Regions from separate parts of the Homo sapiens genome. Here region 1 is linked to region 2. A link is a loop called in an ENCODE intact Hi-C map of the cell type or tissue named here. Cell type or tissue: ascending aorta. All regions are shown on one strand. Each heading gives the region's core, and the rest is flanking DNA. Links, peaks and the distances in the headings are about the cores only. Region 1 has its middle 54 kb from the start of PTPDC1. Region 2 has its middle 30 kb from the start of MIRLET7A1HG.

The links. A loop is a pair of places that touch in the nucleus more often than their neighbours do. Peaks named below come from ENCODE experiments on the same cell type or tissue, not always from the same donor. Only the 100,000 strongest peaks of a DNase experiment are listed, where the experiment ranks them.
Region 1: it touches region 2 in a loop (2.6-fold over the local background); 1 of 110 quality-filtered maps calls a loop at or near these places.

What each region holds. Positions count from the first base shown.
Region 1 is chr9:94,022,903-94,038,065 of GRCh38, forward strand. It overlaps a transcript of PTPDC1 not described here and the pseudogene CYCSP24. Among named protein-coding and RNA genes, the nearest start is that of PTPDC1, 54 kb to the right of the region's middle. RefSeq lists an enhancer at 7,450-7,499 and a silencer at 7,770-8,189. In ascending aorta, for the core only: no CTCF peak of the experiment used is centred there; a DNase peak (open chromatin) is centred at 7,839; H3K4me3 peaks cover 2,446 bases; H3K27ac peaks cover 1,176 bases.
Region 2 is chr9:94,129,011-94,144,173 of GRCh38, forward strand. No RefSeq gene overlaps it. Among named protein-coding and RNA genes, the nearest start is that of MIRLET7A1HG, 30 kb to the right of the region's middle. RefSeq lists an enhancer at 12,092-12,261. In ascending aorta, for the core only: a CTCF peak has its summit at 6,345; a DNase peak (open chromatin) is centred at 6,431; H3K27ac peaks cover 4,246 bases.

The DNA of each region.
Region 1 (15,163 bases), core at 5,545-10,544, 100 kb before region 2:
TCAGAAGGAATGGTACCAGTTCCTCCTTGTACCTCTGGTAGAATTTGGCTGTGAATCCATCTGGTCCTGGACTCTTTTTGGTTGGTAAGCTATTGATTATTGCCTCAATTTCAGAGCCTGTAATTGGTCTATTCAGAGATTCAACTTCTTCCTGGTTTAGTCTTTGGAGGGTGTATGTGTTGAGGAATTTATCCATTTCTTCTAGATTTTCTAGTTTATTTGCGTAGAGGTGTTTGTAGTATTCTCTGATGGTAGTTTGTATATCTGTGGGATCGGTGGTGATATCCCCTTTATCATTTTTTATTGTGTCTATTTGATTCTTCTCTCTTTTCTTCTTTATTAGTCTTGCTAGTGGTCTATCAATTTTGTTGATCCTTTCAAAAAACCAGCTCCTGGATTCATTAATTTATTGAAGGGTTTTTTGTGTCTCTATTTCCTTCAGTTCTGCTCTGATTTTAGTTATTTCTTGCCTTCTGCTAGCTTTTGAATGTGTTTGCTCTTACTTTTCTAGTTCTTTTAATTGTGATGTTAGGGTGTCAATTTTGGATCTTTCCTGCTTTCTCTTGTGGGCATTTAGTGCTATAAATTTCCCTCTACACACTGCTTTGAATGTGTCCCAGAGATTATGGTATGTTGTGTCTTTGTTCTCGTTGGTTTCAAAGAACATCTTTATTTCTGCCTTCATTTCATTATGTACCCAGTAGGCATTCAGGAGCAGGTTGTTCAGTTTTCATGTAGTTGAGCGGTTTTGAGTGAGTTTCTTAATCCTGAGTTCTAGTTTGATTGCACTGTGGTCTGAGAGACAGTTTGTTATAATTTCTGTTCTTTTACATTTGCTGAGGACAGCTTTACTTCCGACTATGTGGTCAATTTTGGAATAGTTGTGGTGTGGTGCTGAAAAAAATGTATATTCTGTTGATTTGGGGTGGAGAGTTCTGTAGATGTCTATTAGGTCCGCTTGGTGCAGAGCTGAGTTCAATTCCTGGGTATCCTTGTTAACTTTCTGTCTCGTTGATCTGTCTAATGTTGACAATGGGGTGTTAAAAGTCTCCCATTATTATTGTGTGGGAGTCTAAGTCTCTTTGTAGGTCACTCAGGACTTGCTTTATGAATCTGGGTGCTCCTGTATTGGGTGCATATATATTTAGGATAGTTAGCTCTTCTTGTTGAACTGATCCCTTTACCATTATGTAATGGCCTTCTTTGTCTCTTTTGATCTTTGTTGGTTTAAAGTCTGTTTTATCAGAGACTAGGATTGTAACCTCTGCCTTTTTTTGTTTTCCATTTGCTTGGTAGATCTTCCTCCATCCTTTTATTTTGAGCCTATGTGTGTCTCTGCACATGAGATGGGTTTCCTGAATACAGCACACTGATGGGTCTTGACTCTTTATCCAATTTGCCAGTCTGTGTCTTTTAATTGGAGAATTTAGTCCATTTACATTTAAAGTTCATATTGTTATGTGTGAATTTGATCCTGTCATTATGATGTTAGCTGGTTATTTTGCTCATTAGTTGATGCAGTTTCTTCCTAGCCTCGATGGCTTTTACAATTTGGCATGATTTTGCAGCAGCTGGTACCAGTTGTTCCTTTCCATGCTTAGTGCTTCCTTCAGGAGCTCTTTTAGGGCAGGCCTGGTGGTAACAAAATCTCTCAGCATTTGCTTGTCTGTAAAGGATTTTATTTCTCCTTCACTTATGAAGCTTAGTTTGGCTGGATATGAAATTCTGGGTTGAAAATTCTTTTCTTTAAGAATGTTGAATATTGGCCCCCACTCTCTTCTGGCTTGTAGAGTTTCTGCCAAGAGATCTGCTGTTAGTCTGATGGGCTTCCCTTTGTGGGTAACCCGACCTTTCTCTCTGGCTGCCCTTAACATTTATTCCTTCATTTCAACTTTGGTGAATCTGACAATTATGTGTCTTGGAGTTACTCTTCTCGAGGAGTATCTTTGTGGCGTTCTCTGTATTTCCTGAATCTGAATGTTGGCCTGCCTTGCTAGATTGGGGAAGTTCTCCTGGATAATATCCTGCAGAGTGTTTTCCAACTTGGTTCCATTCTCCCCGTCACTTTCAGGTACACCAATGAGACATAGATTTGGCCTTTTCACATAGTCCCATATTTCTTGGAGGCTTTGTTCGTTTCTTTTTATTCTTTTTTCTCTAAACTTCTCTTCTCGCTTCATTTCATTCATTTGATCTTCCATCACTGATACCCTTTCTTCTAGTTGATCGCATCGGTTTCTGAGGCTTCTGCATTCTTCACGTAGTTCTCAAGCCTTGGCTTTCAGCTCCATCAGCTCCTTTAAGCACTTCTCTGTATTGGTTATTCTAGTTATACATTAGTCTAAATTTTTTTCAAAGTTTTTAACTTCTTTGCCTTTGGTTTGAATTTCCTCCTGTAGCTCGGAGTAGTTTAATCGTCTGAAGCCTTCTTCTCTCAACTCGTCAAAGTCATTCTCCGTCCAGCTTTGTTCCGTTGCTGGTGAGGAACTGCGTTCCTTTGGAGGAGGAGAGGCACTCGGCTTTTTAGAGTTTCCAGTTTTTCTGCTCTGTTTTTTCCCTATCTTTGTGCTTTTATCTACTTTTGGTCTTTGATGATGGTGATGTACAGTGGGTTTTTGGTGTGGATGTCCTTTCTGTTTGTTAGTTTTCCTTCTAACAGACAGGACCCTCAGCTGCAGGTCTGTTGGAGTTTGCTAGAGGTCCACTCCAGACCGTTTGCCTAGGTATCAGCAGCGGTGGCTGCAGAACAGCGGATTTTCGTGAACCGCGAATGCTGCTGTGTGATCGTTCCTCTGGAAGTTTTGTCTCAGAGGAGTACCCGGCCGTGTGAGGTGTCAGTCTGCCCCTACTGGGGGGTGCCTCCCAGTTAGGCTGCTCGGGAGTCAGGGGTCAGGGACCCACTTGAGGAGGCAGTCTGCCCGTTCTCAGATCTCCAGCTGCATGCTGGGAGAACCACTGCTCTCTTCAAAGCTGTCAGACAGGGACACTTAAGTCTGCAGAGGTTACTGCTGTCTTTTTGTTTGTCTGTGCCCTGCCCCCAGAGGTGGAGTCTACAGGGGCAGGCAGGCCTCCTTGAGCTGTGGTGGGGTCCACCCAGTTCAAGCTTCCTGGCTGCTTTGTTTACCTAAGCAAGCCTGGGCAATGGTGCGTGCCCCTCCCCCAGCCTCGCTGCCGCCTTGCAGTTTGATCTCAGACTGCTGTGCTAGCAATCAGCGAGACTCCGTGGGCGTAGGACCCTCCGAGCCAGGTGCGGGATATAATCTCCTGGTGTGCCGTTTTTTAAGCCCGTCGGAAAAGCGCAGTATTAGGGTGGGAGTGCCCTGATTTTACAGGTGCCATCTGTCACCTCTTTCTTTGACTAGGAAAGGGAACTCCCTGGCCCCTTGCGCTTCCCGAGTGAGGCAATGCCTCGCCCTGCTTCGGCTCACGCACAGTGCACTGCACCCAGTGTTCTGCGCCCACTGACTGGCACTCCCTAGTTAGATGAACCCAGTACCTCAGATGGAAATGCAGAAATCACCTGTCTTCTACATCGCTCACACTGGGAGCTGTAGACCAGAGCTGTTCCTATTCGGCCATCTTGGCTGCCCCCCTCTGACATTTCTAAGCATGCCATCAAAGGCAGAATGCATCAGGAAAATCAATAGAATTGATTTCAAAAAACACTAAAAACTTTTTATGGCCAAAAATCCCCCATAAACAAAATTATCCCCTAGAAACAAAATAACAAAAATATTAACAAACATAAATAAACTAGGAAACATATTTGCAATCCACAAACAAAGGGCACTTAACATACAAAGTGCTTTCACAATTGCAAAATGGGCTAAAGTCATGAAAAGATAATTCAAAAAACACAATGTCCAGTAAACACATAAAAATATGTTTGAGTTCACTAATTTAACAAATTCAAATTAAAACAATAAGAAATATTTTTTTCACTCATTAGATTGGCAAATATTAAACTTATGGGTAATGCCAATGTTGGCAAGTTATGCATACCAACCAGCATTGTCAAACATTCTTAGAAATATAAATGGGCTTAGTTTTCTGGATAGCTATTTTACAATATGCAAAGAAAAAAAGATTTAAAAAGTATACCATCTGACTCAGCAATTCACTCTGGGTATTATCCTAAGAAAATAATCAGAGAAGTCACAAAGGTATATGCATGAGGACATTTACTGTAATGCTGTTTATAATGAAAAATTTAAAATATCCTAGTATCCATAGAGGATAGTTAAATAAATTATGTTGCAGTCCTATAGTGGAATATTATGTTACCATTAAAAATTATAATGATTCTCTCTCCTTTGTTGGCTTTGAAGAAGTAAGCTGCCATTTCTGAGGTCTATGGAGAGGACCACGAGGCAAAGAATTGAGGGTGGCCTTTAGAAGCTGACAGCAGCCCATTGCTGATAGTCAGCAAGAAAATGGTGACCTGTCTATAGCTGCAAGGAGATGAATTCTGCCAATAACTTGAGGGCACATGGAAGTGGATCTTTTCCCAGTTGAGCTTCTGATAAGATTGTAGCCCTGGCCAGTACTTGAATTGCAATCTGTTGACAGAAACTGTGACAGGACTGATGATGCACAGAAACAGATAATAAACGTGTGGTGTTTTAAGCCATTAAGTCTGTGGTACTCAGCAAAGCTGTCTAAGATATGTTACGTAAAAAATAAGTTATGAAACAGTACGTATGATATGATCTTATTTTAAAGTAAACTTATATTTAAATAAATGTTCATAGAAAAATGTCTTGGACAATGTAAACCACTAGGTGTATTCCTCATACTTTTCTGCCTTTCTTGAAACTTATCTTCAATGAACATGTATATTATAAAGATAGATGTATTTTCATTTTTAAAGAAAAAACAATATCCAAAACCTTGGGAAGAGAGTTTATCTGTGATGTGTAATTTTTGTGTCATAATGATGCTACAGTTTTAAGCCCTTAGAAATTTAGAAAACTAAAGAATTTATGTATAACTAAATAATTTATGTATAAATAATACAGTGATTTTTTTTTCCACTGCGGGATCCTGTTGTTATTGAGTTGGAACTCCAAGAAGGTTGTTAGGTAAACATGGAATGAAAGTAATACCCACATATTACTCAAATTTGTGGAATAACCATCCAAGTTACAGTAGAGGAATGAGGTCTACATAGTCCAGATTTCCCATACAATGCTTATTTAAAATACTAAAGTCATTTAATTTTTGGTTACAAAATATAATCCTAATAGCTATAGAATACACCTTTCAAATGGCTGGAATACAGTATTTATATCCAGTTGTAAGATGTGAAAATCAACTAGAGACTCTGTGCTATTGAGTTTGCTGAAGAAAACATCACACACATGACCTCTATCCTTGATTGTGCTCTCTATCCAATTTAATAATCTTTTCATGGATCCAAATGAAATCTCATCCCCTCCCAAGGGGGGCATGTTTAAACACTCTCAACTTCCTATCCCACTACTTTCCCTCTCACCCTTGGCAGATAATCTGGTTGGCCTAACTAGGGTTATCCATCTATCCACTAGTTGGGGGAACACAAGGCATCTTAATAATGCCACCAAGACTACACACAAGGTGAAGAAATAGTTTCCCCAAAGCAAGGGAAGGAGTGGATGCTATGGCCAAAGGATGCAAACTCCCTGGCATGGCACACATGATCCATCATGACAGGACACTAACTCCTCAATATGTTCTTCTACCCCCACTTTCTTCATAGCCAGTGTCACATATGCTGGCTTCTCTCACATCAACATAATTTTAGACTATCTGATCCCTCTGCTTGGACTGCCATTCCACTTACTTAGCTTGATCCGCTCAAGCTTGATTTTCAAGACTCAGGTCAATCACCATTTCTTTAGAAAGTCTTCTCTAACGAAAATCCCTCTTTTTCCCTCTCTCCAGCCAGGTTGGATACTCTTCTCATGTCTCCCACACCGCCCAAATACCGTTATCATGATGTGTTCTAATTGTTTTTATACTTGTCTGTCTCCCCATAGACTGTGGGCAGGGTAACGTCTAATTCACCTTGGAATTGTTAATGCTTAGTGCAGCACAAGTATACACAAGACATTGTTTATTAAATGTATGAAACCAATCCATTACTTTTTTTTTTTTTTTTGAGATGGAGTCTTGCTCTGTGGCCCAGGCTGGAGTGCAGTGGTGCGATCTCCACTCACTGCAACCTCTGCCCCCTGGGTTCAAGCAATTCTCCTGCCTCAGCCTCCCTAGTAGCTGGGATTACAGGCGTGCACTACCACGCCTGGCTAATTTTTGTATTTTTAGTAGAGACGAGGTTTCTCCATGTTGGCCAGGCTGGTCTCAAATTCCTGACCTCATGTGATCCGCCCACCTCAGCCTCCCAAAGTGCTGGAATTACAGGCTTGAGCCACAATGCCCAGTCTCCATTACTTATTAACAAGCCCAAGTATGGGCACTGTTCTCTGTAGGACAGTGCTGAGAAATACCAAGTCAACGTTTTCAAATGTCTTTTCATCTGCTGCTTACTAAAACAAATTTTTTACATCATTACCATACTGGTGTTTAGATGTCACACTATTTTTGCATTGGTGTATTATATGGGGCCCGCTTCCTGAGCCACAGGGCAGTATGGTAGCTTCATCTTGTTTGTTGATTCCTGTCAGCTTTAGGCAGAGTGGCCTTTGTGGACTCGGTACAGAAAATTACATTCTTAGGTCCATGTGCTTGCAACTCTGCAGCCAACTGGTATCAGACCATCTGGTCAATCTAACAGCCTCTCTGCATTCACAGTTTGTCACCATTTCTATCTTCCAGTGTCATCTGCAACATGGGGCTAGTAATGCCTACCTAGAGGGATTAAATGTGAAAATATATGTAAAGTATCCAGTATAGGGTCTGCCACAGAGTATGTATTTGCCTAGTGAGTTGTTCTGCACATGCAGGGGAAGGACTTACTTCTACTGAGCCATGAGACCCAAGACCACTTGCGAGGGTGAAAAAACAAGATGCAGCAGATTGCTAGTTGCTTAATCAAATTCATTCTTCCCTTCATTTTGGAAAGATTTTTAAGGGCATCAATGTGCCAAGTTAAGATTACAGTTTCCAGCTCTGAGAGGTCATGATACTAAATTCGAGTCTGTAAGATGTAGTTAGAAGGTTTTGTGTGGGACTTCCAGAAAGGCCCTTTCTAAAATAAGGATGTGATGGCTGGAGCTCCAACTACCATTTTGGCCCATAAGGCAAATTGGTGGACACAAGCCAGGTGTAGGGATGACAGAGCCGAACGACCTTAGGTACCTTCCTCCCACTTTCTTTTATGGGAGAGGGGAAAAGCCCCTCGTGGGTTTAGGATACTGGAATCTGGGGGTTCCTGTTACACGCAGGCAAACCCCGTCAGCCACTCTGTAAACTGCTGGGCCTTGCTCTCACCCAGATTCTGCTCCTCGGATTTCTCTGAACCACCTGGGGCCGCGACGAACCACCTGGGGCCGCGACGCCGTAAGAGTTGGGACGATAGGACCAGTAGAAGCAGGAGGAACAACACAGGAAGCGCGCCCGGAGAGGCGGCCAGTCGCTGGGTTCCGTCCGCGGTGCTCCAGGGCTCTCCTGGCTCTTCCTCCATTCACTCTTCTCGACCCTGTGGCCGGGGAGCGCTTGCAGCCAGCTCCGCCGCCGTCCTTCTTGGCTCGCGCCGTCCCCTAGCCGTCCTCACGCCGTCCCCTTACTTAGGGTCCCCTTTCCGCACCCGCGCCATCCCCTCAGCGTCCCTCACGGTTCCCTCACCGCCCGCGCCCGTTCGAAAATGCCCAGAGCCACCGCTCTCGTCACGGTCCGCTTCAGGCCTCCATTGGCCAGCACACGTCACGTGCGGCGTGTGGCGGCTGACATTGGCGGGCGGGCGCGCTGAGGGCAGCGCCGGGGACGCGGCCTCAGCAGGGGCGCCCCGCCACGGGGAGCAGCCCAGGCGCTCGCCCCAGGACGTTGTCCGGCGGGCTGGGCTGGGACCCCTCTGCCTCCAGGGCGCGTCGGGAGCAGCAGGGATCGGTGCCGCGCCGTGAGGGTGCGCAGAGGCTGCCCTCGGGCCCGCTACCCACAGACCCTCCGCGGGGCAGCGTCTCCGGGCCGGCCGCGCCCTGGTCCGCCGACCGCAGACGACTTGTGACACGGACGGCGCGTCCTGCTGACCCCAGCCGGCGCCGAGGGCTTGGAATCTCGAGCGGGAAAAGGTTCGGAATTCGCAGCTAGTTTAGCCGCACACTCAGTATGGTTCTTTCAGATTTGTTTTTTTAAACGTCTAGATATTAAGTGATGCGTGGTGGAGGCAAATCACTGAGGGTCGTGAGCTTGAAACTAAAGTTTAAAGGTCTTGGATTTGAGGGTCTCACATTCAGATGTCTGCAGGGACCAGGCTGGGAGATGCTGGGAGAACCCCCACGTTCTGGGGTGGCGAGTGCCTCTCAACTGCCGCTGGAAGCGATCTCAGATTTTTCATGAGAAGTTGAATATCGGGATTTTTATGTGAAATCTCTTGATTTGTAAATGTTGGCAATCAATTAAAAAAAAAAGAAGAAACACTGGAAGCCAAGCAAAAGACATTTATAAGCTGGTTCTAGTCTGCCAGTTTGTGACCTCTAATTTAGGTCTAATTCTGCCACTAAATTAGTCACGTGACCTTGACCAAGTCATTTATCTCTCGGACATGCATTCTCAACATGGGTGATATTGCTCATGTTCTTAGGGGGAAAAAAGATCGTAGATATTACCGTCCTTTGTGGCCTTCCAAAGAGCCTCAAAACAAGCAGATATACGTTATACCTATGTCATTGAAATTTTATGGGGTTAGCAGATTCGGAAATAAAATGTCTAAAACGTCTCCTGGGAGGAGAGGGGGAAAATCAAGAAAAGGTTGAGAAACACTGCTTTAGGGAGGTGGATAAGCAGATGATCCTGCGATAGTTATGTATGTGGAAGGATTAAAACATACTAGCATTCATAGATTGAGAACCGGAAAACTCCGAGAGGTCATCTTATAAATGTTCCATGCCAGGCACTGTTAACACACACACGTACAGGTACATACATATATACACACATACATATGTCCACACAATTTTATTTGATCTCCACAACAAAGTGTCGTTTCATTTACTGTGTGGGAAAACAAGCTCAGAGGGTTTGGGTGACGTGTCACAGTCAGAGCTATTAATATTAAATGGAAGAACTGGGATTTAAATCCAAGTCTATGTGGCTCCAAAACCACCCACTCATCCTGTTGGCTCCCAGCTTGTCCAGTTGTGTCCAGACCTCTTAGTGCACAAGAATTCCACCTTGTGGCTTTTTAAAAATGCAAAATCTCAGCTCCCACTCCAGAAATGAGGATTCAGTATCAGGGACAGGGCTGGAGGATCTGCATTTTCACACCCTTCTAGGATGATTCCCATATTGGTGACCCAGGGACCATTTTAAGAACAATTGTTCTAGTCTAATTTCCCACCCAATCCCAAAGTCTTCGTGGGGTTGTACCCAAGGGGCTCAAATTTCTCCTCCCAAACAGAGATTCCATCTCCTTTTCCAGACAAGTGACCATTCAAGCTTTGGAAGGAAATCTTTTGTTGGAGGAAACCAAGGTTTAGGAGACAGCACCCTATCCTGTGGAACAGCTCTCATTTTGAGACAGTCCTGACAATTTTGCTTTGCTTTTTTAAAATGAGCTTCCTTCTGTGATATTCTGATCCTCCTTGAAAACTAGGTTCAAGGCATTTATTTGAAAGTTACTATTAAAGTTTTATTATTTATTTATTTTGAGACGGGGTCTCACTCTGTCGCCCAGTCTGGTCTCATACTCCTGGGCTTAAATTAATCCTTGACCTCCTGTAGTGCTGGGATTACAGGTATGAACCACCACACCTGGCCTCACAGTTCTCTTAAAAGCACATCCTTTTTCTTTTTCTCTATTTATTTATTTATTTTTTAAGTTTGAAACAGTGTCTCGCTCAGGTGCCCAGGCTGGAGTGCAGTGGTGCAATCTCAGCTCACTGCATCCTCAACCTGCCAGGCTCAAGCAATCCTCCCACCTCAGCTTCCCAAGTAGGTGGGATTACTGCTGTGTGCCACCACGCCCAGCTACTTTTTGTATTTTTTATGGAGATGGAGTTTCGCCATGTTCCCCAGGCTGGTCTTGAATTCCTGGGCTCAAGTAATCTCCCGCCTCAGCCTCCCAAAGTGCTGGGATTACAGCTATGAGCCACCGTCCCCAGCCTGCACGTCCTTTTTCAAAACCAACAACTGCCTCAAAGTCCAGACATTTTCTTTGTTCTAAATTAAGCAGTATAGAGGATGGGAAAATGTATACATCGAAATGTTTCTTCAGAATCATGTTTTATATAAGTTACTTATATATTTCTTTTTCTAAAAATGATGTAAGTTGAATAATCAAAACATTTCTTTGCAATTATTATCTGGATCGTTTCACGTACCTCATGTGTTGTTACTGAAAAAGTTGTATTTCATTTTTCTGGTTTCTGTGGAGGCAACATGGGGTACAGGAAATAAAGTGTGTTTAAGGAAGAACCGGTGTTCTAATCCCAATTCCAGTACTTTCTAGTTATGTGACCTCGGGCTGGTGACGTCCTCTCTGATTCTCAGTTCTTCCTCTCTGATTCTCACTTTCCTAATCTTTAAAATGGGGACAGTGCCTCCAGGGTTGTGACATTTATATGAGACAGCATGTGTAAAGCCCTAGTAGAGTGCTAAGCACAACTATTTTCTATTAATATTAGTTTTTTTCCTCTCTCACTCTCTTTAGAGCAAATTTATGAGTTCCTATCCTGCTGTAATATTTAAGATCATTTTGATTTCCAAAAAGATGCATTTTCTGGAGCACTTAACTGTATGTGAGACATAAAAAAATTCATAAAAAAAATAGTGGGCCATCTTTTTAAAAAACTTTGCTGAGAAAACTAAGGGCAAATTGACTATCTAGTTTCTTATCAGGTTTTGCTCTCTATGACCAAAGTCATCCATTTGTTAATTTAGCAGATATTTATGAACACTTATCATGTGCCAGGCAGTATAGTAGATGTAGACAATATAACTGTAAAGAAGACAGACAAGGTCCCTAACCTAAAATAAATTATATAAGAAAAAGATAGTAAGCAAATAAAGTAATTACAGATTTTGATAAATGCTTAAACAGTAAAACTGAATAATGTCAGTGAATTTAACATGGTAAGAAAATATGTTCCTCACTGAGTTTAAATTTGTGAAAAAATATTAGGAAATTATCTTAAACTCTTAAGTCTTAATTAAGGTTTTGAAATTAGGCTGTGTCAGAAAATGGGAGATTTGTGGCCAAGCACAGTGGTTCACGCCTGTAATTCCAGCACTTTGGGAGACTGAGACGGGTGGATCACCTGAGGTCAGGAGTTCAAGACCAGCCTGGCCAACATGGTGAAACCCCATCTCTACTAAAAATACAAAAATTAGTGGAGTGTGGTAATGCAGACCTGTACTCCCAGCTACTCAGGAAGCTGAGGCAGGAGAATTGCTTGAACCTGGGAGACGGAGGTTGCAGTGAGCCGAGATCATGCCACTGCACTCCAGCCTGGACAATAGAGTGAGACTCTGTCTCAGAAAAAACCAAACAAACAGAAAAGAAAACAGAGATTTAAGGAAAATAAATGAGAACACAGTTAAAGATTTCCTAGGTCTGAAATGTTTTACAGTTTATCCAAGGGATGTAATTTACATTTCTTCCATTAAAGTATCAATGTTTTGGTAATTTTTCTGCTTAACTTCTAAGAAATTATGATGTCATTTTTCTTAGAAATCATTCTGTATAAGAACAATTAATATGGACACTTTATTAGAAAATTGTGCCCCCAATAATCTTTCTCAGTGGTTTCTCTGAATTTTTTAAATTTTATTTTAAATTGACAGTTTATAATTGTATATATTTATGGGGTGCAAAATGATGCTGTGGTTTAATTCAATGTGGAATAACTAAGTCAAGCTAATTAATATATTCATCACCTCACGTACTTATTTTTTGTGATGAGAACATTTGAAATTTATCAATTTTAAAATGTATATGATTCATTTAGAATCATGCCTTTGCAGTCAATAGTAATATGTTTACTTTATACCTTATAATTCAACTCTTAGGTGGAAAAGATTCTAGGAATTTACATTTTCTCCACTTCCTTGAGTCTTCTGTTTTAGGAATTAAATTGCCTGTTTAATTGGTGTTGTGACTGTGTTTTTATTTTATTCTGTTCCCAATACTGTTTCCCAAGAAGTTTGCAATATAATGTAATACACTGTTATTAACTATATTCACCACACTGTGCAATAGATCTCAATTTTTAAAAACCCTATCCTTCTTGTCTAACTGAGGCTTTGTACCCTTTTGCCTTCATCTTCCTATTCCTCCCAGCTGTCAGCTTCTGGTAACCACCATTCTGTTCTCTGCTTCTATGAGTTCAGGTGTTTTAGATTCCTCATATAAGTGGAACATGTGGTATTTGTACTTCTGTGCCTGGCTTATTTCACTTTGCATAATGGTCTCTTAGTTCTCTTATTCCATCCACGTTGTGGCAAATGTCAGAATGTATTTCTTTTTTAAGGCTGAATAGTAGTCCATTGTGTATATATGCCACATTTTCTTTATCCATTCATCTGTTGATAGACACTTAGTTTGATTCCGTAACTTGGCCATTGTGAATACTGCTACAATAAACGTGGGCATGCAGACATCTCTTCAACTGATTTCAAATCTTTTGGGTAAATACCCAGAAGTGGGACTGCCGAATAGAGTGGTAGTCCTATTTTTAATTTTTTGAGGAAACTTTATACTGTTTTCTGTAATGGCTATACCAATTTACATACCCACCAACAGGACACAAGGTTTCCCCTTTTTCCACATCTTTGCCAACACCTATCTTTTGACTTACTGGTAATGCCATCCTAACAGGTGTGAGGTGATATCTCCTCATGATTTTGATTTGCACTCCCTCATGATTAGTGATGTTGAGCACTTTTTCATGTACCTGTTGGCCATTTGTATGTCTTATTTGGAAAAATGTCTGTTCAGGTCCTTTGCCCATTTTTAATCGGATTATTTGTTTTTTTTTTTGTTTTTTTTTTGCTACTGAGTTGTATGAGTTCCTGATGTATTTTGGATATTAATCCCTTATCAGATATATGGTTTGCAAACATTTTCTCCCATTCTGTAGGTTGTCTTGTCATTTTGTTGATTCTTCCCTTTGCTGTGCAGAATCTTTTTGGTTTGTTGTAGACCTTTTTTATTTTTGCTTTTGTTGACTGCTTTTAGTGTCACATCCAAAAAATTATTGCCAAGACTAATGTCAAAGAGCTTTATCCCTCTGTTTTTGTCTCAGAGTTTTCCAGCTTTAGGTGTTAGATTTAAGTCTTTAATCCATTTTGAGTTATATAATTTTTGTAAGTGGTGTAAGATAGGAGTCCTGTTTGTTTCTTTTATTTTTTTTCATGTAAGTATCTAGTTTTCCCAACACGATTTATTTAAAAGATTATCCTTTCCCCATCATGTACTCTTGGCACCTTTGTCAAATATTGAACATATATGCGTGGGTTTATTTAGATTAATTTTTTGTCATGTTTTAAAACCTAACCATTGTGTTCTTGGATGGTAAACCTTGTGATATTAACCCGTAACTTTTTGAGTGATAAGTTCCACCACAAGGCCATAACCTGCTCTGATTCTGGTGGCTACAAAAGAATACTTCCTCTCTGTTCTATGTGGGATGAGTAAGTATCAATCTCTGGATTAGACTTCCCTGGCTGGATGCTGCAGTGCACAGCAGAGGGAGTTGGCTACTATAGGTGGAGAATGGTTAGAAGACTCACAAATAATTAATCCAGGGAACAGAGTTGCATTTTTTCATCTCTAAGAGTCATTTCTATACATTACAATTCAAGCAGCACCATTTGTTCCCTTGACGCCTGTTTTATCCGGTAATTTGTAGCAATCTACCCTTCAAAAGGAAAGTTACCTTGTCCTATATGGTTTGAACTCAGAACATTCTTTTATTAAATTTTGAGCACTTACTATGTGCCAGGCATTGTAATGGTTTAAATGGATCTACTACAAGATTGCATGGCCAAATTTTATATGCTTAAGAAGATCTAGGTAATGTTAGCTTTCATGGAAATATTTTCTCATTTAGAATCTTGCCTTTGCAGTCAATCTTAATGTGTTACTTTTATACCTTATAAAGACTAATTCAACTCTTAGGTGGAAAAGATTCTAGGAATTTACATTTTCTCCATTTCCTTGAGTCTTCTGTTTTAGGAATTAAATTGCCTATTTAATTAGTGTTGTGACTGTTTTTATTTTATTCTGTTCCCAATACTGTTTCCCAAGAAGTTTGCAGTATAATTGTCTTTTAAAAATAACATTGTTTTCTTCTCAAAGTAATATGTATTGTCAAATTTAGAAAATATCAGTAGAGAATAAAAACCACCCATAATCCACCCTGTTAATATTTTAGTTTATATTTTTCCAGTCTTTTATATGTGTACTTATTTTATATATGTGTATGTGTGTGTTTCTTTTATAAAAATGAGATATGTTCTCTTTTGTAGCTTGTAATTTTTAATCTAATAATATATGGTAAGTAAGTAGCTTTTTACTCTCATGATTGTTTTTAAACAGAATTTTTTTTTTCTAGAACAGGGACCAGAAGAATACTATTAATAAATTACTGTACAGGATAAATTCAGAAACCCAAACTGGAACCCAGGAACAAAATCCACTTCTCTGCTCCTTTCCATCCTTAATTCCTGCCCCTTTCGGTCCTTAATTCCTGCCCCATTCCCGTCCCGTAATCCCAGGGTACGAGGGTTCTATTGGGGAAGTCGCTGAAGGAAAGTTATCCAGTCAGATATATAGTTAGCACTTTAAGTTCTCTTCTTTGCAGAGCTTTTCAGCTAACTCTTCAGAAAGTTCTACGGCTAATCATTCTTCAGAATGATCTACTGTTAATGTGCAAATATATTTGACTATTAAATTATCTCTGTTTTGAGAGAGTGGGACGTCCGGCTTCGGGGTAGGAACCTTCGTTGCGCCAGCGACAAAAAAGAATTAAATATGGGTGATGTTGAGAAGGGCAAGAAGATTTTTGTT
Region 2 (15,163 bases), core at 3,353-8,352:
TCAGAGGATGTATGGAAAAGCCTGGATGGTCAGGCAGAAGCCAGCTGCAGGGGCATAGCACTCATGGAGAACCTCTACTAGGGAAGTGCAGAGGAGAAATGTGGAGTTGGGGCCCCCACACAGAGTCCTTACTGGGGCACTGCCTAGTGGAGCTGTGAGAAGAGGGCCACCATCCTCCAAACCCAGAATGGTAGAGCCACTGACAGCTTGCACTATATGCCTGGAAAAGCTGCAAGCACTCAACACCAGCCTGTGAGAGTAGCCATGGGGGCTGACGCCCACAAAGCCACACAGGTGGAGCTTCCCAAGGCATTGGGAGTCTACCCTTATACCAGTGTGCCCTGGAGTTGAGACACAGAGTCAAAAGAGATTATTTTGGAGCTTTAAGATTAATGATTGCCCTTCTGCGTTTCAGACTTGCACATGGCCTGGAGACCCTTTCTTTTGGCCAATTTCTCATTTTGGAACATGAGTATTTACCCAATGCCTGTACCCCCACTGTATCTTGGAAGTAACTCACCTGGTCTTTATTTTACAGGCTTATAGGTAGAAGGGACTAGCCTTGTCTCAGATGAGATTTTGGACTTTGACTTTTGAGTTAATGCTGGAATAAGTTTAGACTCTGGGGGACTGTTGGGAAGGCATGATTGTATTTTCCAATGTGAGTAGGACATGAGATTTGGAGGGGCCAGGGGTGAAATGATATAGTTTGGATGTTGTCCTCACCAAAATCTCATCTTGAATTGTAATCCCCAGTGTTGGAAGTGGGGCCTAGCAGGAGGTATTGGATCATGAGGGGCAGAGTTCTCATGAATGGTTTAGCACCATCCCAGCCTCAGTACTCTACAGTGAGTGAGTTCTCACAAGATCTGGTTGTTTAAAAATGTGTAGTACCTCCCTCTTCTCTCTCTTCCTCCTGCTCCAGCTTTGTCTTCTGCCATAAGTAAAAGCTCCCCAAGGCCTCCTCAGAAGCAAATGCTGTCATGCTTTCTGTACAACCTGTGGAACTAGGAGCCACTTAAACCTCTTTTGTTATAAATTACCCAGTCTCAGTTATTTATTTATAGCAATGTGAGAACAGACTGATACAAGTATCTTGTTAAGATGTAAATATTATCCAAAGTAATCTACAGAATAAATGCAATTTCTGTAAAAATTCCAATAGTCTTTCTTTTTTCTTTTTTTTTTTTTTTTTGACGGAGTCTTGCTCTGTCTCCCAGGCTGGAATGCAGTGGCATGATCTCAGCTCACTGCAAGCTCTGCCTCCCAGGTTCATGTCATTCTCCTGCTTCAGCCTTCAGAGTAGCTGGGACTACGGGTGCCCGCCACTATGCCCAGCTAATTTTTTTTTTATATTTTTTAATAGAGACGGGGTTTCACCATGTTAGCCAGGATGGTCTTGATCTCCTGACCTCGTAATCCACCTGCCTCGGCCCCAATAGTCTTTCTTTACAGAAATGGAAAAGAGATTTTCTATTCAGCCAGTGCAACCCTTTTATATGTAAAGACCACAAACTTACATGAACATGGATGATATAGTTTGGCTCTGTGTCCCCACCCAAATCTCATGTCAAACTGTAATCCCCATGTGTTGGAGGAGGGGCCTGATGGGAGGTGACTGAATCATGGGGGCGGATGTTCCACTTGCTGTGTTCATTATAGTCAGTTCTCACGAGATTTGGTTGTTTGAAACTGCGTAGCACCTCCCCCTTGGCTCTCTCTCTCTCCTGCTCTGACATGTTAAGACGTGCTCTCTTCCCCTTTGCCTTTGGCCATGACTGTAAGTTTCCTGAGGCCTCCCAGCCATGCTTCCTATACAGCCTGCAGAACTGTGAGTCAATTAAACCTCTTTTTTTCATAAATTATCCAGTCTCAGGTAGTTCTTTATAGCAGTGTGAGAATGGACTCATACAGTAGAATAACTTAATTGAATATTGTTCAAATGAGTCCTTCCTGAGGAGTCTTCTAGACTAGGGATCAGAAAACTATGGCCTGCAGGCCAATCTAGCTCACTACTTGTTTTTGTATGGTGCATGAGCTATACAAAAGGTGTAACGTAAATATCAATGGGTCCATATAGATATAAATAAATGTTTCAACATGAAATAAGTGGGGGAGATTAGATAAATTGCCTGGACAGAATAATTCCATATTAATTTATGTAGCTAATTCCCTCTCCGCCCTACCCAAATGGGGGATGCACTTAGCAACTGGCTTCCAAACAATAGAGTATTGAAGTGAGGTTGTGGGAACAGAGAATAAGTTTACAGTGAAAAAAACCTGACAAACCCTACCTCAGCCATATGATCAAGGTTAACGTCCTCAGTAATGTCATGTCGATAGCATGTATCCATGATATATTGTGATGAGAATGCCACTTCTGCAGCCTCCCTCTCCAAACCCGTAATCCCAGACTAACTGTGAGAAAAACATCAGGCAACCCCAAATTGAAGGACATTCTGCAAAATGTCTGGGAAGTTCTTCTCAAAAACTACCAAGGTGATCAAGGACAAGGGAAGTCTGAGAAACTGTCATAGACCAGAGAAGGCTAAGGAGACAGAATGAATAAATGTAATGTGGCATCTTAGATTGGATCATGGAACAGAAAAAAGACATTGAGGAAAAATTGACGAAATCTAAATAAAGCATCACATGTAGCTAATAACAATGTGCCAATGTTGGTTTCTTAGTTGTGATACAGGTACCATGGTGATATAGAATGTTAATAATAGGGAAACTGGGTCAGGAGTATAGAGTGATTCTCTGTACAATCTTCGCAACTTTTCTTAACCTGCAAATATTATTTTTAAAAGTTTATTTTTAAGAAAGTTTTAAGGTATATATTAGACTGAATGTTTGTGTCTCCACAAAATGTATGTGTTGAAACCCCAAACTCCATGTGACTATATTTGGAGATGGGGCCTATGAAGAAGTGATTATGGTTAAATGAGCTCATAAAGCGAGGGTGGGCTCGTAATCTGATAGGGCTGGTGCCTTTATAAGACGAGAAAGATACCAGAGGTCTTTCTCCACCATGTGAGGACACAAGAAGGTGGACATTTACAAGACAAGAAGACAGCCCTCCCCAGGAATTAACCCTGCCGGATCTTGCTCTGGGACTTTAATCCTCTAGAACTATGAGAATAAAATTTCTGTTGTTTAAGCCACTCAGTCTGTGGTATTTTGCTGGGGTAGCCTGAGCTGACAAATATGAGGTGCATGACTGTACTATGGCAGGAGTGTGCACAGGATGCTACTAGAACACTACAAAAGAGACACAATGCCGGGCACAGTGGCTCAAGCCTGTAAACCCAGCACTTTGGGGGGCCAAGGTGGGTGGATCACAAGGTCAGCAGTTCCAGACCAGCCTGACCAACATGGTGAAACCCTGTTTCTACTAAAAATACAAAAAAATTAGCTAGGCGTAGTGGCGGGTGCCTGTAATCCCAGCGACTTGGGAGGCTGAGGCAGGAGAATTGCTTGAAACCAGAAGGCGGAAGTTGCAGTGAGCTGAGATTGCACCACTGCACTCTAGCCTGGGCAATAAGAGCGAAAAACTCTGTCTCAAAAAAAAAAGAGAGAGAGAGATACAATAATACATTATAAACTTCTGATGGTAATATACATGACAGCCTCTGAAATATTCACCCAAAACTGGAAACTGAATCACATCTAACTGTAAGTTTAACAGAGGACAGAGAATCACTTTGAAGACAACATGGAGATGCAACCAGAATAACCATTCTCTAAGAAGCTTTACAGGACAAATGACCTGCGTTCTTCAATAAATAAATTACAAGGGAGAGACTAGGAAGGAATCAATAATTGAAAAGGAGCTATCCGCCAAATACAATGTGTAGACCTGGTGAGGATCCTGATATGAATAAACTATTGTAAAACAGCAATGACAACAGCTAGATATTTTATTATATTAAAGAATGATAATCATTTGCTCTTGTTTGTTTGTTTTTGAGATGAAGTCTCACTCTGTGCTGGAGTGCAGTGGCGCAATCTTGGTCCTTACTGGCGCACTGCTTGGCTCACTGCAACCTCTGCTTCCCAAGTTCAAGCAATTCTCCTGCCTCAGCCTCCTGAGTAGCTGGGATTACAGGCACACACCACCATGCCCAGATAATTTTTGTATTTTTAGTTGAGATGGGGTTTCACCATGTTGGCCAGGCTGGTATCAAACTCTTGACCTCAAGTGATCTGCCACCCTCGGCAGCCCAAATGCTAGGATTACAAGCATGAGCCATCGCACCCAGCCGATCATTTGCTTTTAAAAGTTATAAATTTTAAAGATACAGAGTTATTTGCAAATAAAATGATGCAGTGTGGGCAATTTGTTTCAAAATTGGTAGGGGGAAGTGTCCTCATGAGATAAGGACATAGGCAGAGAAGTGAACTGAATTATAGATGAAACAAGGTTAGCCATCGATTTATCATTGTTAAAGCTGGGTGACGAATACATTGGGATTCGTTATTCTATTTTCTCTATGTTTGAATACATTTGAAATTTTCCATAATACAAAGCTAGAAAACAGCAATATGTATAACATCATTTTGAAAAAACTTACATAAACTATATATGACCTCCCCTTCCAGCCAAGATGGAGTAACAGGAACTGGACTTAACCTCCCTCCTGAAACAAGCAAACACACACAATGACAAAAGCAATAGTATATAAGACACTGGACCTCAGGCAATGAAAGACAGTGATCCCTGAGAGATGAGAAAAAACACTGTGAACTGCACAATCGCCACAGCTTTACCACCCGGAGAGAGCTTCCAGACTGTGGCAAAGAGAGAACAGAGGCAGAGCCTGGAAGATTCCTGCACTTGAGAAGATGGAGCTGAGGGCCTGGGAGACCAAGGCAGCTTGAGTTGATGGAGGCAGCTTGAGTTGATGGAGCAGAGTCTAGAGAGGAGAGAGACACACTGGCAGAAACTCCCAAGGATCTGCAGAGAGACACCCTGGAGTATTCAGATGAGCACTTCATTCATGAGAAAATTATCATGTTAACAAATCTGAGAAAACAAAAATGTGATAATCTTAAGATGCAGAAAAAGCATTTGATGAAATCCAACAAGATTCTTGATAAAAATTCTTAGCAAGTTGGTAATACGAACTTTCTCAATCTGGTAAAGGACAGCTACAGAAAACCTACAGGCACCATTGTACCTAGTAATGATGAAAGGCTGGACGCTGATCCCATAGGATCAGGAGCAGTTCCAAAATGCATGCTCTTGCCACTCCTATTCAGCATTGCACTGGAGGTTCTCACTAGTGCAGTTGTTACAGTGGGTAGCCAGTCAGACATGAGCAGGGCAGGAGAGGCACTCCCACCAGGAATGCCAGGTGACCATCAGTTGATGGCCAGGCAGTTATTAAACTGTCTCTCTGAAATAATTATTGGTTGCAGCCAGTGCCAGGGAAAGACAGTTTCCCAATAGACAGAAACACCTAAAACTGGTGATCAGCAGCTTCCCAATAAGATCTCAAGAGTTGGATGAGTGGGCTCAAGCATGTGCACTAAGAGGCAAAATGGTGGAGTTTAACTGGTATATGACCTTCCTCTAGGAATGCTAGACTGGTAGAGGAAAAACACCTGAAGTGAGCATGCATAGACTGTAGTAAACACACTGCACATGCGGCCTCTCCCAAGCGCTAGCAGGCCAATGCACATGCAGACAGCCCACCCCACGGGAAGAATCAGGGGAGAAGCAATGCACAACCCCACAAGTATGCCAGTGTATAAAACCCTAAGTCAAAGGTCAAACTGTGCACTTGAATCTCTCAAGTCGCCCGCCTGGCCCTCTTCCAAGAGTACTTCTTTTCATTCCTGCTCTAAAGCTTTTTAATAAACTTTCTCTCCTGCTCTAAAACTTGCCTCCGTCTCTCATTCTGCTTTATGCCCCTCACACAAGTTCTTCTGAGGAGGCAAGAAATGAGGTTGCTGCGGACCTGTACAGATTTGCCACTGCTAACACAATCAGGCAAGAAAAGAAATAAAAGACAAGGAGAATAGAAAGTAAAACTATTTTTATTCTCAAACATGACTGTCTATGTGGAAAACCTGATGGGTTCTAGAAAAACAAAGCTACTAGGTCAAATGAGTGAGCTTAGCAAAGCAGAGGGATACAAGGTCAACATACAAAAATCAACTGTGTTTCTATAAACTGGCAATGAACAATCCAAAATTGAAATTGACAAAACAATGTCCTTTACCATAGCATCAAAAAGATAAAATACTAGTGATAAATCTGCCAGAAAATGTGAAAGACCTGTTTTATTCATTTCCTAGGGCAGTCATAACAAATTACCACCACCTGGGTGGCTTAAAACAACAGTTTATTCTCTCACAGTGCTGGAGTCCAGAAGTCTGTCTGACATCAAGGTGTCGGTAGGGCTGCAGTACTTGCGAAAGCTCTAAGGAACAGTCTGTTCTTTGCCTCTTCCTGCTTCTGTTGGCTTCAGATGTTCCTTGGTATTTTTTGGCTTGTAGCCCCATCATTCCAATCTCTGCCTCCATCTTCACGTCATCTTCTCCTCCCTCTGTCTTTCTCCTCTGTATCTCTCTTACAAAAACATGTCTTTGGATTTAGAGCCCATCTGGAGAATTCTGAGTGAGCTCTGCATCTTGAGACATTTAATTGTATCTGCAGAGTTCTTTTTCCAAATAAGGTCATATTCTCAGACCCTGGGTATTAAGACATGGGCATATTTTGGGGCAGGGGCTATGATTCAACTCACTACATCCATACACTGAAAACTACAAAATACTGCTGAAAGAAATTAAACTGACCTAAATAAATGGAGACATACACCTTGTCCATGAGTCAGAGGATTCAAGATTGTTAGAATGTCAACTTCCCCCCGTAATTGACCTATGTATTCATTGCAATGCTAATCAAAATTCAAGCTGGCTTTTCTTGTAGAAATTGACAAGCTAATTATAAAGTTCATGTGGAAAGGCAAAGGATTTAGAATGACCAAGACAACTTTGAAAAAGAACAAAATTGGAGGGCTAACACTACCTGATTTCAAGAACTATTATAAAACTACAGTAATCAATACTGAGTGGTTTTGGTATATAGATAGATTAATGGAACAGAATAAGGATTCTAGAAAAAGACCCATGCATATATGGACACATGATTTTTGACAAAGGTACAAAGGCAAAGGAGTAGAGAAAGGATAGTGATTTTTTGTTTTGTTTTGTTTGTAGATATGAGGGTCTCACTGGGTTGACTGGGCCAGGCTTGAACTCCTGCCCTCAACCATCCTCCCACGTTGGCCTCCCAAAGTGCTGGTATTACAATCGTGAGCCACCTCACCTGTCTGAGAAAAGATAGTCTTTCAACAAATGGTGCTGGGACAATTAGACATTTATAGATATATAAAAGAACTTGGATGTATATCGTTCACCATATTAAAAAATCAACTCAAAAAGGATCATAAACCTAAATGTAAAATCTAAAATTATAAAATTTTTAGAAGAAAACATGAGAGAAACATGTGTGGCCTTGGGTTAGCTCAAGATTTGTGAGATGCAACACCAAAAGTACAATCCATAAGAACAGGTTGGTAAATTGAACTACATCAAAATTTAAAGTTTGTTCCTCAAAAGACACTGAGAGAGAATGAAAACAAAAACAAAAACAAAAAAACTTAACTGCTCTATGAGAAGAACGAGAAGACAATCCACAGACTAGGAAAGAATCTTTGCAAAGCATATATCTGTTAAAGGACTTGCATCCAGACTATATGAAAGCTCTCAAAATTCAACAGTAAGAAAAAAAGAGCAGCCCAAACTTTTAAGAGTCCAAAAGATTTGAATAGACCAACAAAGATATACAGTTGATAAATAAACACATGAAAATAGGCACTATTAGTCATTAGAGAAATGCAAATTAAAACGTCATTAGCTTTAGAGAAATACACACTTTAGAATGGTTAAAATTTAAAAGACCGACCATACCAAGTGTTGATGAGGATATAATGAAATGGAAACTCTCATCCACTTCCAGTGGGAATATAAAATGGCCCAATCCATTTAGAAAATGGTTTGGCAATACCTTATATGATCCAGCCATTCTGTCAGAGGCATTTGAACCAGAGCCAACTCCATCCTGAATAGGAACTGGGTAAAATGAGGCTGAGACCTACTGGGCTGCATTCCCAGGAGGTTAAGGCATTCTAAGTCACAGGATGAGATAGGAGGTAGTCACAAAATATAGGTCATAAAGACCTTGCTGATAAAACAGGCTGCAGTAAAGAAGCTGGCTAAAACACCAAATCAAGATGGCAACAAGAGTGATCTCTGGTCACCCTCACTGCTACACTCCCACCTACACCATGACAGTTTACAAATGCCATGGCAATGTCAGAAAGTTACTCTATATGGTCTAAAAAGGGGAGGCATGAATAATCCACCCCTTGTTTAGCATATCATCAAGAAATAATCATAAAAATGGGCAACCAGTAGCCCTCAGGACTGCTCTGCCTATAGAGTAGCCATTCTTTTATTCCATTACTTTCTTAATAAACTTGCTTTCACTTTATGCACTGACCTCGAATTCTTTCTTGCGAGAGATCCAAGAACCCTTTCTTGGGGTCTGGATCAGGATCCCTTTCCAATAACAATTCCACTCCTAGGCATTTACCCAAAAGAAAAAAAATACATATATCCCTACAAAGACTTGTACATGAGTGTTCACAGCAGCTTTATGTGGAATAGCCAAAAACTGGAAATAACACAAACATCCATGAACAGGTGAACAGATAAACTAACTGTGGTTATAAAAATAGGTGAAATACTATCTAGCAATTTAAAAAGAATAAGTTATTAACACATACAACAGGAATGAATTTCAACCTAATTATGCTGAGTGAAAGACTCTAGACAAAAAAAGAATTATATACTTTGTAATTTCATTTATATGAAACTCTAGAAAATGCAAAGTAATCTGTAGTGACAGATAGCTGATCTGTGGTTGCCTGGAGGTGGGGAAGGGAGAGGAAGGAGGCATGATCATAACTGAAAAGCAGGTTAGTTGCTTGCCACACACAGTATCCAATTAACAAAGTGAGATCTGGTACAAAACAAGTGAATTTATTCCAAAGCTAGCTTATGGAAAGAGGCACAAGGCGCCGTGACTTTAAATGTGCTGCTTCACTTTTGGAGCAGAAAACTTTTATAAGGTAGGCCGTGGGCCGGGCGCAGTGGCTCATGCCTGTAATCCCAACACTTTGGGAGGCCGAGGCGGGTGGATCCCAAGGTCAGGAATCCGAGACCAGCCTGACCAACGTGGGAAAACCCCGTCTCTACTAAAAATACAAAAATTAGCTAGGCATGGTGGTGTGTTCTTGTAATCCCAGCTACTTGGGAGGCTGAGGCAGGAGAATTGCTTGAACCGGGACCCAGGAGGCGGAGGTTGCAGTGAGCTGAGATCACGCCTCTGCACTCCAGCCTGGGCGACAGAGTGAGACTCTGTCTCAAAAAAAAAAAAGAAAGGTAGGGGGTGAAGTGTGCATGGGCAGGGGGTCCCAATGCTAGCTTGGTGACTTATCTATCCAACAGTTGAGTTGGCACCTTCTTGGGCAAAAATAAGTTGTAAACGTGGCCACACCAGCATGCTTTTGACATGCCCTCTGCATGGGTACAAGTTCTGAGGCAATCCCCTGGAGGTGAGAGTTCCATGGGGTATGTTTCAGTCTGCAAATCAACTGTCAACTGTCTTGGAGCACATAGTTAGATGAATTTGCCTTGTAGGTAGTGTCTGGTGAGGGGAGGTGAAGATTATATTTGCATTTCTGAAGGCCAAAGTAGGAAGCAGGAAACAGAGAGGGAAAGAAAAAGAAATAAATAAGAGAATTTTTTTTTAAATTTAAACTATCTCTTGGCTGGGCAAGGTGGCTTATGCCTGTAATCCCAGCACTTTGGAAGACCAAGGCAGGCAGATCACTTGAGACCAGGAGTTCAAGACTACCCTGGCCAACATGGTGAAACCCCGTCTCAACTAAAAATACAAAAATTAGCCAGGCGAAGTGGCACATGCTTGTAGTCCCAGCTACTTGGGAAGCTGAGGCAGGAGAATCGCTTGAGCCCAGAAGGCGGAGGTTGCAGTGAGCTGAGATCGCGCCACTGCACTCCAGCCTGGGCAACACAGAGTGAGACTCTGTCTCAAATAAATAAATAACCGCCTGACCATCACCTGATGGTTGCCTGACATTCCCTCCCACCCCTGGAGGCCCTCTCCTGCCCTGCTCATGTCTGCCTGACTACCTACTGTAACATAATGATGGTGGTTTTCTCTGGGGAGGGCTCTGGGAAGGGTTGTTATATACAAGGGGAACTTGAGCTTTAACTATCATTTGAATTTTTATGGCACAAATGTGCCGACATATTAACTGTATTATTTTTTAAAGTTAGAAAAAATTTTCTAGCTCACAACTGAGTTCTGATGTTTGTTGATTCTGAATCTTCAGCAAACCTCTATGAGTTGTAATATTTTTACAGTAGGAGCTTTGTTTTTACAATCTAAAATATCTTTAAATGAACTGAAATTTATTTTTATTTAAAATGTTTTTCCTAAGAATTTCTAAAGGACTGTGTTTGGAAAAAATCTGCTTTTTAACAGATGTCTTACATTCCCTCCTCAGTCCTGTCTCTAAATATTACTTGGTAAAAGTAACACACTATTTTTCTAGACTCTGACTAATGCTTCTTTGGGTTTTTTTTTTTTTTTTTTTTTTTTGGCCACCGCCCATTCAGAACACAACCTCTATTACCAGATGTTTGTCTTCCTGCTTTCTATATTTAAAAGTCACAGATGAGATTTAGCTGGTATAGCCACATAGTTATTTTTTTGTCAACAGTTTAAAGTTTTGACAATCGGCATTGGCAAACTAATTTGAAGACCAAAACAAAAAAAATCTTGATTTAATTAAAGAGCTTAAGAAAGATTTCAGCCTGTCTGACTTCCGCAGGGCAGGCCAGGAGGTCAGAATGGCGCTCAGAAGTCCTCCTCCACAGGAATTCTAACCCGGAGCGCCTGCTGGCTACTGCCCAGAAACTGAGTCATGAAGAAACCCCACGTGTAAAATAATCCTTCAGGCAAATGGGAAACGGTACCTTAGAATGGACTGTATCAGAGCCATGGACTCAAGATTTGAATGAAATACAGAGCCAGCTAAGTTCCCTCCCGCTGGAGCCATTCATTCAGCACTTCATTATGGAGCATCTTAGAGTCCTTCCTGGGCTTAGGGACACAAATGGACCACGGGCTGCGTCGGCTCCTCAGCAGTTCAACTAAGTGGGGAGGCAAGCTCTGGGAACAGACTGCAGCCCCAGGCCAGATGGCTTCTTACCGGGAACATACCAGGTCATGTGAGGCCAAGAGCCCTCTGGGAAGGCAGAGAAGGCTCCACAGAGGAGGGGACATGACTCGTGGATTTGTATGCAGAAAATAGAGGGACAAGAATTCTGGACAACAAAACAATAGATACTAGCACTCCCGGCCTTTCATTCTGAAAAGCCAAATCATCCTTTGTCCACGGACTGTAGGGAGAGGTTGGGGTAGAAATAAAGTCAGTGAGTCATTCTGGTGGCAAATTTCAAACAGCCCCAACCCCCACTTTTTAAAACAGTCCACAAACAGGTGAGCAAGAGTAGCGCATTTCTTCTCTTTCTTTAAACCAACTCAGTGTAGACTTCAAGCCCCCATCTCTCCCCAGGCAGGTGAAATACCTGATCTCAGTCATGCCAGGCCTCCAAGAATGTGCCACGGTCCCAAGACCATCCGCAGCCCTACAGGTTGGGCCAGGTCCTCTGCTCCCCATCCCAGGGCCTGGGCTGTTGAGATGTGGAGCCTCTGGGGAGGGACCACTAGCAAAGCTGGAACACGTGTGTATTCTCTCTTTAAAGGATAGAAATGTGCCTAGAGGCCAGCATTTCCAAACATGCAGAGGGCCTCTCTCCAGCTGGGCCGGGGGTGAGAGCAACCCTGGCATTAAGCCTGTTCCCATTCCACCATCTGCATGGATGGCTCTGTCCGAGGTTTTTAACCACAGACATCCTGGTAATCGGGTTCCAGGAGTTCAGAGACCTGTCTTCTAATTTGGCATCCTCTCTTGACCCCAAGAAAATCACTTTTATCTTTCTCTTTGTGTGAAGTCAGCTGGCCACACCCCCAGCCATTCAATTTGTCTACAGATTCTTGGGCAAATGTCTTTCAGTTCCAACTCCCTGTCTCCAACCCTGGGTCAGTCTCTGGGTCTCTTTCCACTTCCCTCCACACCCCTCAGGGCCTGTCTAAAGACGCATCCTCCACATTCTTTCCCCACTTCCAAGTCCCATGGTTTCCCTGGCTTTGTCTGATAGGTACCAAAATGGGTCCCAGCTGGAGTCCAGCTTGTCCCCCACAGTGGGGGCCAATGTCGCATCATCCCGCACAGCACAGTCCCCTCACCTCTGAGACCTCACTTCTGCTGTGTTTCCACCCTTCCCCCGGTGACATCTGCCCTCCTGGCCCACTTCAGAGGAATTTTCTCCATGCACTTCCCCAGACCCCAGGCCAGTGACCTTCTCTTAGTCTGAGAACTTGGCAAATTCTTCTCCTCAGACAGCACTCACTTCCTGCAGTGAGCATGCTGCCCCAGACAACTGCGGGCTCCTGGGAGGCAAGGGTGGCTCAGGACAAAGATTTCCCCAGACCCGCAGAGCCCGCTGGTGTCCAAGGGGAGCAGAGGAGGAGAAGAATCTGCTACAAGGAGATTCTACAGGAGATTCTACAGTGTGGAGAAAATTGCAACGAGGCAAAACCACATCAGCATCATGAGCTACAGGCAGGAATGGAACAGGTTCCACAGAGTCAGGAAAGGGTCCACCTCCATTTAAGTCGGGCGGCCTCTGGACAGGGGCGCAGGGGTGTGGGGCAGACCTCCCCCTCTCTGCCCCCTCATTTGCCCCCCTGCCAGCCTGCGTGTCCCCTCCCTCGGTTGCGCTCCCACCACCTTTGCCCTTGTCCCTGAATCCCCAGGCATCTGGCCTCTCTGGAACCAGTCACTGGTCATGTCTGAGGTTCCAGGTCCCCTGCTCCCTCTGACCTCAGAAGCAGTGTAGACTTACTGCCCGCTCTCCTCCCTTGGCCCCTCTGGCTGTCTGACCCCTTTTCTGGGTCCTACTCCTCCTCCTGGCCCAACTGTCAGTGCTGCCCACACCCCTCACTGCCTCCTGGGGAGGGGTCACCCCACTGCGCCCATCCCTCCCAGCCGCTGTGGCCTGGGAGCTGGCATTCACCACCCAGAGCCAAACACAAGGCCCTGGAGCTTGTCCTGCCCCAGGGCCACCAGGATGAAGGCTGGCTGTCCTGCTGCCTCCTGTACCCTCTCTGTTTCATTTCCATCTGTAAAAGGCAGTGCCAAGAATGGTGGTTGTCAGAAGCTATGGGGAGCGGGAATGGGGAGTTGTTGTTCAATGGGGACAGAGTTTCAGTTTGAACTGAACCAATAAAAACGTTCTGGAGATGAATGGTGGTGTTGGTTGCACAATCATGTGAATGCATTTAATGCCACTGATCTGGACAATTAAAAATGGTGAGGATGGTAAATTTTATGTTATGCATATTTTACCAAAATTTTTTGTTTGTTTTTTTCGAGACAGAGTCTTGCTCCAACCTGTTGCCCAGGCTGGAATGCAGTGGCGCCATCGTGGCTCACTGCAACCTCCTCCTCCCAGATTTAAGCAATTCTCCTGCCTCAGCCTCTGCAGTAGCTGGGATTACAGGTGCCCACCACCACCCCTGGCTAATTTTTGTATTTTTAGTAGAGATGGGGTTTCACTCCACTGGCCAGGCTGGTCTCAAACTCCTGACCTCATGATCCTCCCACCTCGGCCTCCAAAAGTGCTGGGATTATAGGCTTGAGCCACTGCACCCAGCCTACCACAATATTTTTAAATGAGAAGAAAGAGCATTGCCCAATAGTGCCTACTTTGCACTGTTGCTTACTGATTAAATGGGATGATGTTTGCAGAATACTGAATGCAATGCCCGCATCCAATAACAGTTCAATAAATGACCTCTAAATTATCTCTAGATCTTCAGTCACAGTCTCCAGTTGCCTGCCAGACACTCCCACATACCCTTCATACCTCGTCTTGGGGCAAATGAAATGCCTGCTGGGGCTGACGCTGCCAAGAGCAGAGCCCAGACTGAATCCCACTCCCATTACCCCTCAGCCTGTTCTCCACACACAGAGGCCTGACAGAGGAAACAGGGGTGGGACGAGACAGGCCTGGGCAGTGCAGCTCCCAGAGTGGTCCCCACTTGGAAAGTGGGGTGCAGAAAATAAGAGTCAGGATTTAGAAAATCTATGCCAATCTGACAGTGTCTGATGAATAGAATAATTAAAGTTGGGTTTGTATTCTGGATGTCTTTTAAAAATATTTTTCCAGTAGTTTATCTTTACGTTATGAAAGTGTTGATCTGTGTTATATTAGAAATTTTTAAAAAGAGACCAGGCACCATGGCTCATGCCTGTAATCTCAGCACTTTGAGAGGCCAAAGTGGATGGATCACTTGAGGCCAGGAGTTCAAGACCAGCCTGGCCAACAAGGTGAAACCCTGTCTCTACTAAAAATACAAAAACCATCCGGGCGCGGTAGCAGGTGCCTGTAATCCCAGCTACTAGGGAGGCTGAGGCAGGAGAATCGCTTGAACCCAGGAGGTGGAGGTTGTAGTGAGCCAAGCTCGCACCATTGCATTCCAGCCTGGGTGACAAGAGCAAAACTCTGTCTCAAAAAAAAAGAAGAAGAAGAAGAAGAAAGAAAGAAAAAGAAATTTTTAAAAAGAACTAGGCCTTTACCATAGATAGTTTGAAAAGCCCCAAGCTAGGCTGTGCCAGGATAACAGATCAATTCCTAAATCTCAGTGGCTTAACCAACGATAGCCTGATTCTTGTTTGAATTCCCACGGGGTGGGCTAGGTGGCTCTCCCCAGGTCCAGAACCCAAGGCCTGGGGTTGCTGTGCAGGGGACAGTGGACAGAGGAGGCTGGAGCTTAACTGCCCACCTGCTGCTGTGTGTCCTAGGACCAGAAGGACCATACAGCCTGGCGGAGGCTGAGAAACACAGCACAGCCAGTGGATAGTGGGTGACA